2 separate regions of the Homo sapiens genome follow, and region 2 is linked to region 1. Evidence: read pairs that join two places in POLR2A ChIA-PET (ENCODE). Cell type or tissue: HepG2. All regions are shown on one strand. Each heading gives the region's core, and the rest is flanking DNA. Links, peaks and the distances in the headings are about the cores only. Region 1 overlaps NINL (ninein like). Region 2 overlaps NINL (ninein like).

Evidence for each region. ChIA-PET counts read pairs that join two places held together with the same protein. Peaks named below come from ENCODE experiments on the same cell type or tissue, not always from the same donor. Only the 100,000 strongest peaks of a DNase experiment are listed, where the experiment ranks them.
Region 2: POLR2A ChIA-PET joins it to region 1 with 6 read pairs; 7 of 35 experiments call an interaction of 5 or more read pairs at or near these places.

The regions. Positions count from the first base shown.
Region 1 is chr20:25,505,750-25,511,124 of GRCh38, reverse strand. NINL (ninein like) reads left to right here. Exons shown (of 24, transcript NM_025176.6): 5 at 385-451. Among named protein-coding and RNA genes, the nearest start is that of NINL, 77 kb to the left of the region's middle. RefSeq lists an enhancer at 2,738-3,032. In HepG2, for the core only: a CTCF peak has its summit at 3,248; a DNase peak (open chromatin) is centred at 2,854.
Region 2 is chr20:25,576,710-25,582,084 of GRCh38, reverse strand. The region is part of intron 1 of NINL (ninein like); the gene reads left to right. Among named protein-coding and RNA genes, the nearest start is that of NINL, 6.1 kb to the left of the region's middle. RefSeq lists a silencer at 2,678-2,972. In HepG2, for the core only: no CTCF peak of the experiment used is centred there; a DNase peak (open chromatin) is centred at 2,824; H3K4me3 peaks cover 654 bases.

The sequences.
Region 1 (5,375 bases), core at 107-5,106:
GGCTTCTTTCAAGTGCTGGGTCTGAAGCCATCACCATGCAGAGGGGGACAGCTTCTGTGCTGCTATGACACGAGTGTTTGATTGTATTTTCAGTGTCAACTGTTGATGACTGGGTTTATATTGAGGAGCCCCGAGCGTGCAGAACAAGGCATGTCCCCTGTCTCCCCGGCCCAGCCCCTTGCTGCTGCTAGGCGGGGCTCACCTGGGTCTGCTAGCTGGCATGCAGGGCAGCCCCAAGGTGGGGGTGGGCTTTTCCTCTGAGGGATTGACTCCATACTCAGCCATCCCCCACTTCCCCAAACATCCTGCTCTATTTGTTCCCGGTGCTCCGTCCCCAGCAGCACCCCCTGGAACTCACAGCCTTCTCTCTGCATCTTTCTACAGAGTCCCAAGTCAGATGAAGAGGCCGAGAGCACTAAAGAAGCTCAGAATGAATTATTTGAAGCACAAGGTAAAGCCTCAGCCTCGCATTCAGTGCTCTCTGCCTTTGCCCAGAGCTTTGAAAGCTGAACAGCCGGGTCATTGGGCAGTGTGCAACCACAAGTTTAATTTCCTGGGAAATGCATGGGGTGGGTTGTGTCCCGCTGGATTCTTCCTCCTGCAGGAGTGGTCAGAATGTCATCATCACAGCAGTGAGGCCGTCACTCGGTCCTCATCCTCCCAAGGTCAGACCCAGGGGCAGAGGCCCGTGGCCGAGGGAGCATCGTGGTTCGTCACACTTTATGGTCTGCAAGTACTGATGTGACCCCAGCTGGCAGGTGTGGCCCTGTGGTTTCAGGCAGGAGGGCCTTGCTTGGCCCTGTCACCTCAGACTGCCCCTGCACCTCCTTCCTGGCACGCTGGGCTAGATACAGCCTCTCCCTTGCTGTGCAGGGGCAGTCTCAGCACCCACCAGGGTTTTATCTGTCTCACAAATGGAGTGTAATACCTGGTCCTGGAGCTCAGAGCCTTACATAGCAGCCAGAAGGCCAGCAGCTGGTACACATAAGCAAATCATAGCATGCAGCCTCACAGCGCTGTGCAGCGTGCAAGGGGAGGCTGACCATCCATGCTGCCGTGGTGCCCTCTGCAAGATCTGGCATTTTGGGAAGATAAGCTACATGCAGGAGCATGATTGAGACTTCAGCTCCCTCACCGCATTTCTGGAGGGACATGCATTACATATGTCATGGGGACAGAAAGCTAGGCAAAAAAACTTCCCAGTGGATCCCCCTGGGGAGAGGAACAAAGGCTCTGGGAAGGGAGGACTTCTTTTTAATTTTAATTATCTTGTGTTTGCCTATAATACTTCCTTGACATTAAAAAGCAAACAAATATATTAATTATGAATCCTAGAGTATTTTGGATAGAAAAGACCAACACCTATGCAAACAATGTGAAAACAGAAGATTCTGTGGAAGTTACTGCTGACTTACATGATGCCTGCAAGAGTGAAGAAAGGGGCCCCACAGAAAGGTGGGTGTGAGAGGATCAGTGTGGTGGCCAGACGCTGAGCTCTAAGGAACTACCCAGGTGTGAAGCTGGCAGCCTGGCTAACCCTTGCAGCAGGCTTGGCATAATCTGAGCATCCCTCCTCTCAGAGCAGCTTGGGGCTCAGGAGTGAGGTCTTGCCGAGCTTGGGAACAAGAGCTGAGGTTCACACCAGGCCCTTACAATCACAGCACAAGCTTTTACACTGCTGCTGCAGAGCTTCTCCAAGGAGCAGGGCTGCAGTGCTCAAGGAAGGATTGGAGAAGGTGAGAGACTTAGGATGGACTGCATTGCATCTGGGGCCTCTGTTGGGACACTTGAAGGCTGGGTCTGAAATCATATGAAGCGTCACTGATGCGTCTGGGCTGGAGGAGCTCAGCTGAGGACAGTCTCGGAGGGGTTGCAGCAGGCCTCAGCGTGGCTGGGCTTCCTTACAGCATGGCGGCTGAAGATAGTCAACTGTCTCACCTGGTGGCTTAGGGCACTAAGGACATGTGGTCCCAAAAACAGGGCTGGGATTTCCTCACTGAGTTCAGGCCAGCCTCAAAGTCACAAAGCATCCCTTCCACCACATTCTATTGATCAGAGCTGTCACAAGCCTACCAGATTCAAGGAGAAGGGACACAGACCTGAAGGGAAGAGTGTCAAAGAAATTTGAAGCCACATTTCCAAACTGCCTCACATGGGCAGGCTGAAAGGAAGAGGGAAGGCAAAGAGGGGCAAAGTTAGAACAGGGGGGTGTCATGTGCTTCAGGAAAGAGGAAGGCCGGAGGCATTGATGGACGTGTAGGGAGCAAACTGCGGGATCCTTAGCAGCCAGGCATGTACGGTGCAGGTGTAGGGAGTGCAGGATGCTGCCATGGCCTTTGAGGAGGCAGTGATGAAAGGAGCTAGTGTTTCAGGGTGCAGGGATGCAGGTGACTGGGGAGGAGAGGCTGGAGCCCGGCTGAATGCCGAGAGCCCTCTTCAGGCTGCCAGCGCCCCCCAGCTCCCCCTGTTGTAGAAGGACCAGGGTGGCAGCATTGCGTGTGTCCCCTTGTAGGAGGCATGAAGCCATCCCAGGAAGTCATCAGGCTGCACTGGATCCCACTGGTGAGGTGTGGGCAGGGTCAGTGGCTCCCAGTCAGTGCCCTGTACCCCGGGAACCCCCAACTCCAGACAGGGTGCCCCGCCATTCCCTTTGCCCTGGGCTGGGCTGCAGGCCAGGCAGGCCGCTGACCATGCAGGGCAGGGAGTAGCACTGGTCTGTATTCCTTAGTCCTGTGAGCAGTTTTACTGTCTTTCCAGGCTTTTCTGTGTGAGTCAGTGGATGCCCTAATGAGGCCTCCCCACACAGGCGGTTACGTGGGCTGACTGTGCAGAAACATAGCTTGGATAGAGGGCATTGCCCTGGGATTTCTGCCAAAGTAAACAGCACCCCTTGGACCATGATCCTTGAATGCCAGGGCCATTTTTTGTTCAACTTTTGTCTCAGTAAATGTCAGGGAAACTGACCTGAGCTTCCAGCTGTGGTGCTGGACAAAGCAGGCAGATTCCTGTGTGCTGAGAAAAGTCAGCCAAGCTGCCGTGTCTTACATCCTTGAACTTGATGTCTAGATCTAGAGCAGCGAAGGGAAGGGCTCGCAGGAGGCTGTTTTTCACCCAGCAATTTCAGTGTTCTCTGCCCCAACCAGGTTGGGGTTCCTTCCAGCAGTTTACAGAAACCTTTGTACAGGATCAGAGCTGACAGACGGTAGTGCACACACACTCGTGTCAAGCTCAGAGGACTTGCCCGACCTCTTCTGCCAGCCTAAGAAATAACCCAGTATCAGGATTGCTTTCACATTTTTCCTTGGAGATTTCAGGCATCTTAGGCCGGAAGGGACCTCGAAGGTGGCCTTTTCTTACCCATCCCTTTCCTCTTGTTTTCCTCAACCCAACCCACAGTGTCATTTGTGAGCACACAGTCTGGCTTCCTTTGGGGGATGGTGGCTTTCCCGTTACCAGCAGGGTTATCAGTAATTCACACCCACATGGCTCATCTACCTGAAGGATCCAGACTGCTGAAGCAGAACTGCAACACTAAAGTCTGTGTTGGGTGGAAGCAGCCATGTCCCTGCTCTGGGCTAGGTGGTGTGGATGAGGCATAGAGGAACATGTCTGGCTGGACACATAGCTCACCATAGGAACATGTCTGGCTGGACATATAACTCACCATGGACACTTTCTGCTGGACACCCAGTGTCTGTCCTCATTCTCAAGCTGTTTCCACAGCTTCAAACACATCAAGAAGATAAGCGGCTGAAGACAAAGGTTAGGAAAAGTGGCCATCCACCACCTGAGCCCGCTGATGAGTCCTAAAGACACCAGTGCCTCCTGAGTGAGGTGTGCGGAGGACACAGCACCACCTGCAAAAAAAAAAAATGTTGAGGCTGCAGCAAACTAGACTTTGATGCTAACTCAGGTTTTCAGGAAATGTTAAGGATGGAGGAGCTCATTAGATGACACCCTGGGGAAGCAAGCAGATAGATCCGGATGTGGAACATTCCACAAAACAGTGGGTCTGATTTCTTTAAAAAGGCATGGGCTATGGGGATTTGGGAGAGGTGTTTGTGGTTGAAAGATGTGAGAGGAATAACAGCCAAGGGCATCCTGAACAGTTTGGATGCTGGTTCAAACAAATCAACTGTAAGAATATATGTTTGAGACACTTGGGAAAATCCTGTTGATTTTGTTAGGTATGATAGTGGCATTGCGGTGATGTAAGAATATATATATTTTTTCTAGAGATATGAATCAAATATGTGGGGCAGAAGTAACATGAGATCTGCGATTTCAGATACCCCAGATGGATCCAGACTCATGATGTTTTGACTCAACGATTTTTCAACTTCTTGATGGTGTGAGGTCAATATGCATTCAGTAGAAGCCGTCCTTCAGTGTCCATGGGACCGTTGTGATCTTCACTTTCAGTACAGTGTTCAGTAGATTACATGAGACATTGAACACATTAGTCTAAAATAGGCTTTGTGTTAGAGAATTTTGCCCCACTGTTGGTTAATGTGTTCTGAGATGTGTAAGGTAGGCCAGGCCCAGTTACGATGTTGGTGGGTTAGGTATATTCAGCACATCTTTGACTTGACATTTTCAGCTTATGGTGGGGTTGCTGGGCTGTAGCTCCATCATAAGTCGGGGAGCATCTGTACTTCTAAACACTTCAGCCGTAAGAAAAGCGGGTAGAGAAGAAGCCTGTGGCAGGCTGCTGTCATAGTGCAGTCTGAGCAGCAGGTGCTGTGGGCTTCACTTTACTCTTTGCTCTGTGTAAGTTAGAAAAGTTTTCAAAAATTAAGCTATTGAAAGACTGGTCTTTTTATTGTAAATACAAATAATAGAGCCCTCACCCTCTTTTTTTTCTGAGACAGAGTATTCTTCTGTAGCCCAGGCTGGAGTGCAGTGATGTGACCTCGGCTCACTGCAATGTCCGCCTCTTGGGTCCATGCAGTTCTCTGCCTCAGCCTCCCGAGTAGCTGGGATTCCAGGCGGCTGCCATCACACCCGGCTAATTTTTGTATTTTTAGTAGAGACGGGGTTTCACCAATTTGGCCAGGCTGGTCTTGAACTCCTGACCTCGTGATCTACCCGCCTTGGTCTCCCAAAGTGCTGGGATTACAGGCGTAAGCCACCGCGCCCAGCCCCTCTGCCTCTTTTAAGTGCTTGCATGGCTGACCATAGAAGGTTCTCTTCAGAAAGAATTTTCCCCATTACAGGCAGATATTTTCCCCCAAGATTTATTTTGAAAATTTGTAAACAGAGTGAAGTGCAAACAACTGTGGCATGAAAACCCATGTACCAACCACCTAATTCCACCTTTGGTGCTTTGCAGCTCCCCTTTGTCCGTCCATCCATCCCTCTGTCTGTCCATCCAT
Region 2 (5,375 bases), core at 175-5,174, 71 kb before region 1:
GGGGTTTCACCATGTTGGCCAGGATGGTCTCCATCTCCTGACCTCGTGATCCACCCCGCTCGGCCTCCCAAGGTGCTGGGATTACAGGCGTGAGCCACCACGCCTGGCCGGACTTGAGCAAAATTTAATTGAGCAGTTTATATTAACTTCAATGGAAACTTTTTCGCTAACTCATACTTATCCCATATGTTGTGATTTATAGGACTGCTCTAAGGTGGGTGAATTGATATGGTCATTTGCTAAGAGCATGTTGTAAGTCTTTTAATGTTTGGGTATCCTTTGAACATTTGGTGATGGAAAATAGAATAACAAGAATGGCAAAGTTCCAACAGTGTCTGTAGCTTCCCCTTTTACAGTGAGTTCAAGTTCCTTGGAGAAGGCTTGCTATTTTCTCATTCTACAAAAAAGAGTTATCCGCTAATTTTTATTGCACCTGAACTTTACATAAACACACATATCCCACTTTTATTTGCCAATACAGATCAATTCAATCTGTCATCATTTAAACCACTAATGACTCTTTTTAAGTTTTTTAGAAGATGGCACATGTGGCATTTGAGACTTAGAGCATGTGAGCGGGGCTCTGTGAGCACATTCTTTCTATGGTGGACATTTACCTTTGGATTTTTTTTTTTTTTAAACTGAGAAGGAGTCTCGCTCTGTCACCCAGGTTGGAGTGCAGTGGCACAATCTTGGCTCACTGCAATCTCTGCCTCCCGGGTTCAAGCGATTCTCTTGTCTCAGCTTCCTGAGTAGCTGGGATTATATGTGCCTGACCACGCTCAGCTAATTTTTGTATTTTTAGTAGAGACAGAGTTTCGCCATGTTGGCCAGGCTGGTCTCAAACTCCTGACCTCAAATGATCCACCTGCCTTGGCTTCCCAAAGCGATGATGGGATTGCGGGCGTGAGCCACTGCACCCAGCCTACTTTTGGATCTTGCCATGAGCAGGTAGCTACTAGATAGCTTTCCTCTTTCCTGGCACAAGACAGATTTGGAAGCAGGAAGCAAAAACAGGAGCAGTGTCTTGGCCTCACACCTGAACTGGCATGGCTTCCTAGCTGCAGGTAATAGCGTCCTCTGCCCTGGAAGGCATTTCCAGCGCTGTGGCCACTTTGCTGTTCCATTCCTTGGTTATTGTGTAAGTAGTTAAGCCGCGGTGGCTGTAACTGGAATCTAGGTTTGAGTTTAGCTTAGTCCTTGGCTTCAAGTGCAGATTAGGAATTCAGGCCCAAGGCCAAGACATTTGGTTACTCACAAGCTGAGGCCAAAAGTTTGGGTCATACTCTACCTGGAGCTATTTGGAGGCAGGCTTTCCTTCTCCCACCTTGGGGCAACTTTGAGCCTCCTGGATTCTGATTATTGTTGTTTGTGAATGGACAGACAATTTTCTGGGACAGAGGAGTCTTTTAGAGCATGGCTTGTATTTTCATCCTTTTTTGACCTAGGTTCAAGCATGCATCTGGCGCTGCCTGGTTGTACTTCCCTTTCTGAACCCGATTGTCTTTCCTTGGACTTCAGAAAGATAATGGAGCCTTCCATCATCCTCCAAGCGAGGTGACCCGTTTCCCTCAAGACTGCTGTATAGTCTCCCTGGAGTCGAAGTCATTTGTTAGTTTCTGAAACAGGAGAGCTCTCTAGGTACCTCTGAAGCAATCAAGTTTGAGAACCTCTAGGATATACCAATTTTTGTGCATTGATTGTTACTTTGTATCTCATAAGGGGCAATCATTACATTTTTTTTTTTTTTTTAGGTGGAGTCTCACTCTGTTGCCCAGGCTGGAGTGCCATGGCGCAATCTTGGCTCACGGCAACCTCTGCCTGCTGGGTTCAAGCAATTCTCCTGTCTTAGCCTCCTGAGTAGCTGGGATTATAGGTGTCCACCTCCACGCCCAACTAATTTTTGTATTTTTTAGTAGAGACGGGGTTTCACCACGTTGTCTACGCTGGTCTCGAACTCCTGACCTCAGGTGATCCACCCGCCTCGGCCTCCCAAAGTGCTGGGATTACAGGCTTGAGCCACCATGCCCAGCCCACACATCTTCTTATAACCTTATTTTTGGATCTGCTTTGTTGAGTAAAGTAACAATTTTGGTTTGTTGGAGTTTCTAAGAGTGGTCAGAGACCTGAGGGGCAATCACTCTTCAAAATCTCTCAGTTTTTAAGCCTCTGGTAAAGAATTTTACATTTGTAGAGTATATCAGTTAGGATATTTTAGCCACTAGTGTTGGAAAACCCAACTCAGTCTGGCTTAAATAAACAGGGAGTTCACCGAAGACCTCAGGATGGGCTGCTCCATTGTTGAAGTGGCCCTGAGGGACGCAGGTGGCTTCTCTTCTGCACACAGCCTCTCACATCCATGGAGAGAGGGAGCTTGGCTTCTGTGGCTTCTGTGCCTCTCTGAAGAATGAGGAGTGACAGCTGGTGCCCCCAGCCAGGGTAGTGGAGTCCTGGGCCATTTGAACCAGTCACCAGGAGGCCTCCCCCGGCTGTCTCCAGAGGCAGGGTGGCGTGGGGGTGTGGGGACAGGAAGGACAGGCTTTTGGGTGCCTGGTCCGTGGGGGCTGTGTGAGCCTCACCATAAGGTAGCGTGTCACCTGTGCCCAGTCCCCGTGCATGACTTGTGCACTGGTTGTGGCTGCCAGAAATGGAGCTCAGGTCTCCTGGTGTTTTGTTTTTAAATTTTGAATGAGCATTCAGTAGGTGCCAGGCACTGTTCTCAGTGTTTTTGTTAAATTCTTTCACGGAGTACTCATAGCAGGAGGCTGAGCCGGGGTGTACTGTTGCCCCCATCTCACACACAGAGAGTGCGAGGGTCAGAGAGGATAATAACATACTCAGGGTCACATGGAGGTCAGGGGTGCTCCGGTCTGGAGAGGCTCTGCAAATTCCATGTCCCCTGCTGTGCCTCCCAACACAGTGGGGTTTCCAACATCCCTTACTGCCTCCGAGGGACTATATCATTTCTTTACCTTAACAAGAAGATGAGGTATTTTCAGTGCTAGAGAAAAGCTGTGACTTATGTGATCCTGTCTACACATGCTGGTTGAGAAGCAGTATGAGGACTGTTAGCTCAAAGTCCCATTTTTATTTTATTTATTTATGTTTTAGAGACAGGGTTTCACTGTGTTGCCTGGCTTGACTTGAACTCCTGGGTTCAAGCATTCTCCCACCTCAGCCTCCCAAGTAGCTGGGACTACAGGCATGTGCATGACTCCATTTAATTTAATTTAATTTAATTTTGCTTGAGCTTTACTGCTTGATCAAATTCCTTTTTTTTTTTTTTTTTTTGGAGATGGAGTCTCGCTCTGTCACCCAGGCTAGAGTGGTAGTGGGCGATCTCCGCTCACTGCAAGCTCCACCTCCCAGGTTCACGCCATTCTCCTGCCTCAGCCTCCTGAGTAGCTGGGACTACATGCGCCCGCCACCATGCCCGGCTAATTTTTTCTATTTTTAGTAGAGACGGGGTTTCACCGTGTTAGCCAGGATGGTCTCGGTCTCCTGACCTCATGATCCACCTGCCTCAGCCTCCCAAAGTGCTGGGATTACAGGTATGAACCACTGCGCCCAGCTAATCAAATTCCATTTTTAAGCAAGAGTATTAAGGACTTAATGAATTGTGCTTTGCTTTTTGTGGCTTTGTGTGCGTGTGTGCGCCCATGGAAATAACATTTCAGGGCCGGGCGAGGTGGCTTATACCTGTAATCGCAGCACTTTGGGAGATTGAGGCGGGCAGATCACTTGAGGTCAGGAATTTGAGACCAGCCTGACCAACATGGTGAATCCCCGTCTCTACCAAAAATAGAAAAATTAGCCAGGTGTGGTGGGGCACACCTGTAATCCCAGCTACGCCAGAGGCTGACATGGAAGAATCGCTTGATCCTGGGAGGCGGAGGTTGCAGTGAGCCAAGATTGCGCTACTGCACTCCATGGGCGCCAGAGTGAGATTCCGTCTAAAAAAAAAAAAAATCACGCCTGTAATCCCAGCACTTTGGGAGGCCGAGGCAGGCAGATCACCTGAGGTTGAGAGTTCAAGACCAGCCTGACCAACGTGGAAAAACCCCATCTCTACTAAAAATACAAAATTAGCCAGGTGTGGTGGTACATGCCTGTAATCCCAGCTACTCCATAGGCTGAGGCAGGAGAATCTCTTGAACCTGCGAGGTGGAGATTGCAGTGAGCCGAGATCGCGCCATTGCATTCCAGCCTGGGCAACGAGAGTGAAACTCCATCTCAAAAAAAAAAAAAAGAAAAGAAAAGAAAATATTTCAGAAAAATGAGTCTGTTCCTGGGACTAGGACAGTAGTAAGCCCCGAGCTTCTGCTGGCCCCACACAAAGAGGGGTGGTGGGCTCCCCCGCCAGGATGGACCTCACAGGAGCTCTATTCACAAAGAGGACCTCCAGGTTCCCCTTAGAGTCATGGGTGGTGTCAGACCCTAAACATGAGAACCAGCATCAGTCAATATAGTGCAATATTCACTAACTTGGAGTTTTCGTTTCAAGGGCATAGGAATGTAGTAAACAGCTATTAATTATTTAAAAATCAACAGGGAGAGTCTGCTCGGTGCAGATTTTGAGTAGGTTGTCCCAACCCCAGGGAGAGCTCCTTGTATCTGGAAGGCCTCTGCCTGTCCTGTACTCAAGTGACCTGAGGAGGGATGTGCTGGACTGTCCGGCCACGTGGCCTTGGGACTTCCAGCCATGCTCGGGAGGAGGACAAAACCAGGCAGGCAGAAGTGGGTAGCGTGCCAGGTCTCCAACACAGGAGAGGCGGCAGGGCCTTGAACAGACTTGGGGACGCGTGTCTCCATGTGGACCAGTGAGTAAAACTGAGTACCCACGGTCCTGGGATGACCAGCAGGGACTCCAGAGGGCGGGCTGCAGCCCGGCCAGTTAGCTCCCTGCTTCAGGCAACGTTGTCACTGCTCTCCAAGGCCCCAAATGAAGGTAAGTGACAGGCTGAGATTTTCCCCAACTCTGGGTAGGGACAGAAACGTGGATGCCCAATTTCGGAACCCCACAATCTACATTAATGGCCTGTACTGATTTCTGGTACGGTTCCTCAGGAAACTGTGTCAAGCAGGATGTTTGCAGGGGCAGGTCTGAAGTGGACACAGTCCACAGCCTGCATAGTTCAAGACCAGCCAGGCCTTGCTCTGTGGCAAAAGTTTTAAACTGTACTTGATAGTGTACACTGTTGCACAGCTTTAAAGCGAAGCAATTCTTGATACATTTTAAATTCTTACTGAATTTTTATTATTTCCAACTGTGCACATAAAGTAAGACTCTTATCATTGTAGACTTTCACCACTTAAAATTCTCAGGCTGGCACGGTGGCACATGCATGTAATCCCAGAACTTTGGGAGGCTGAGG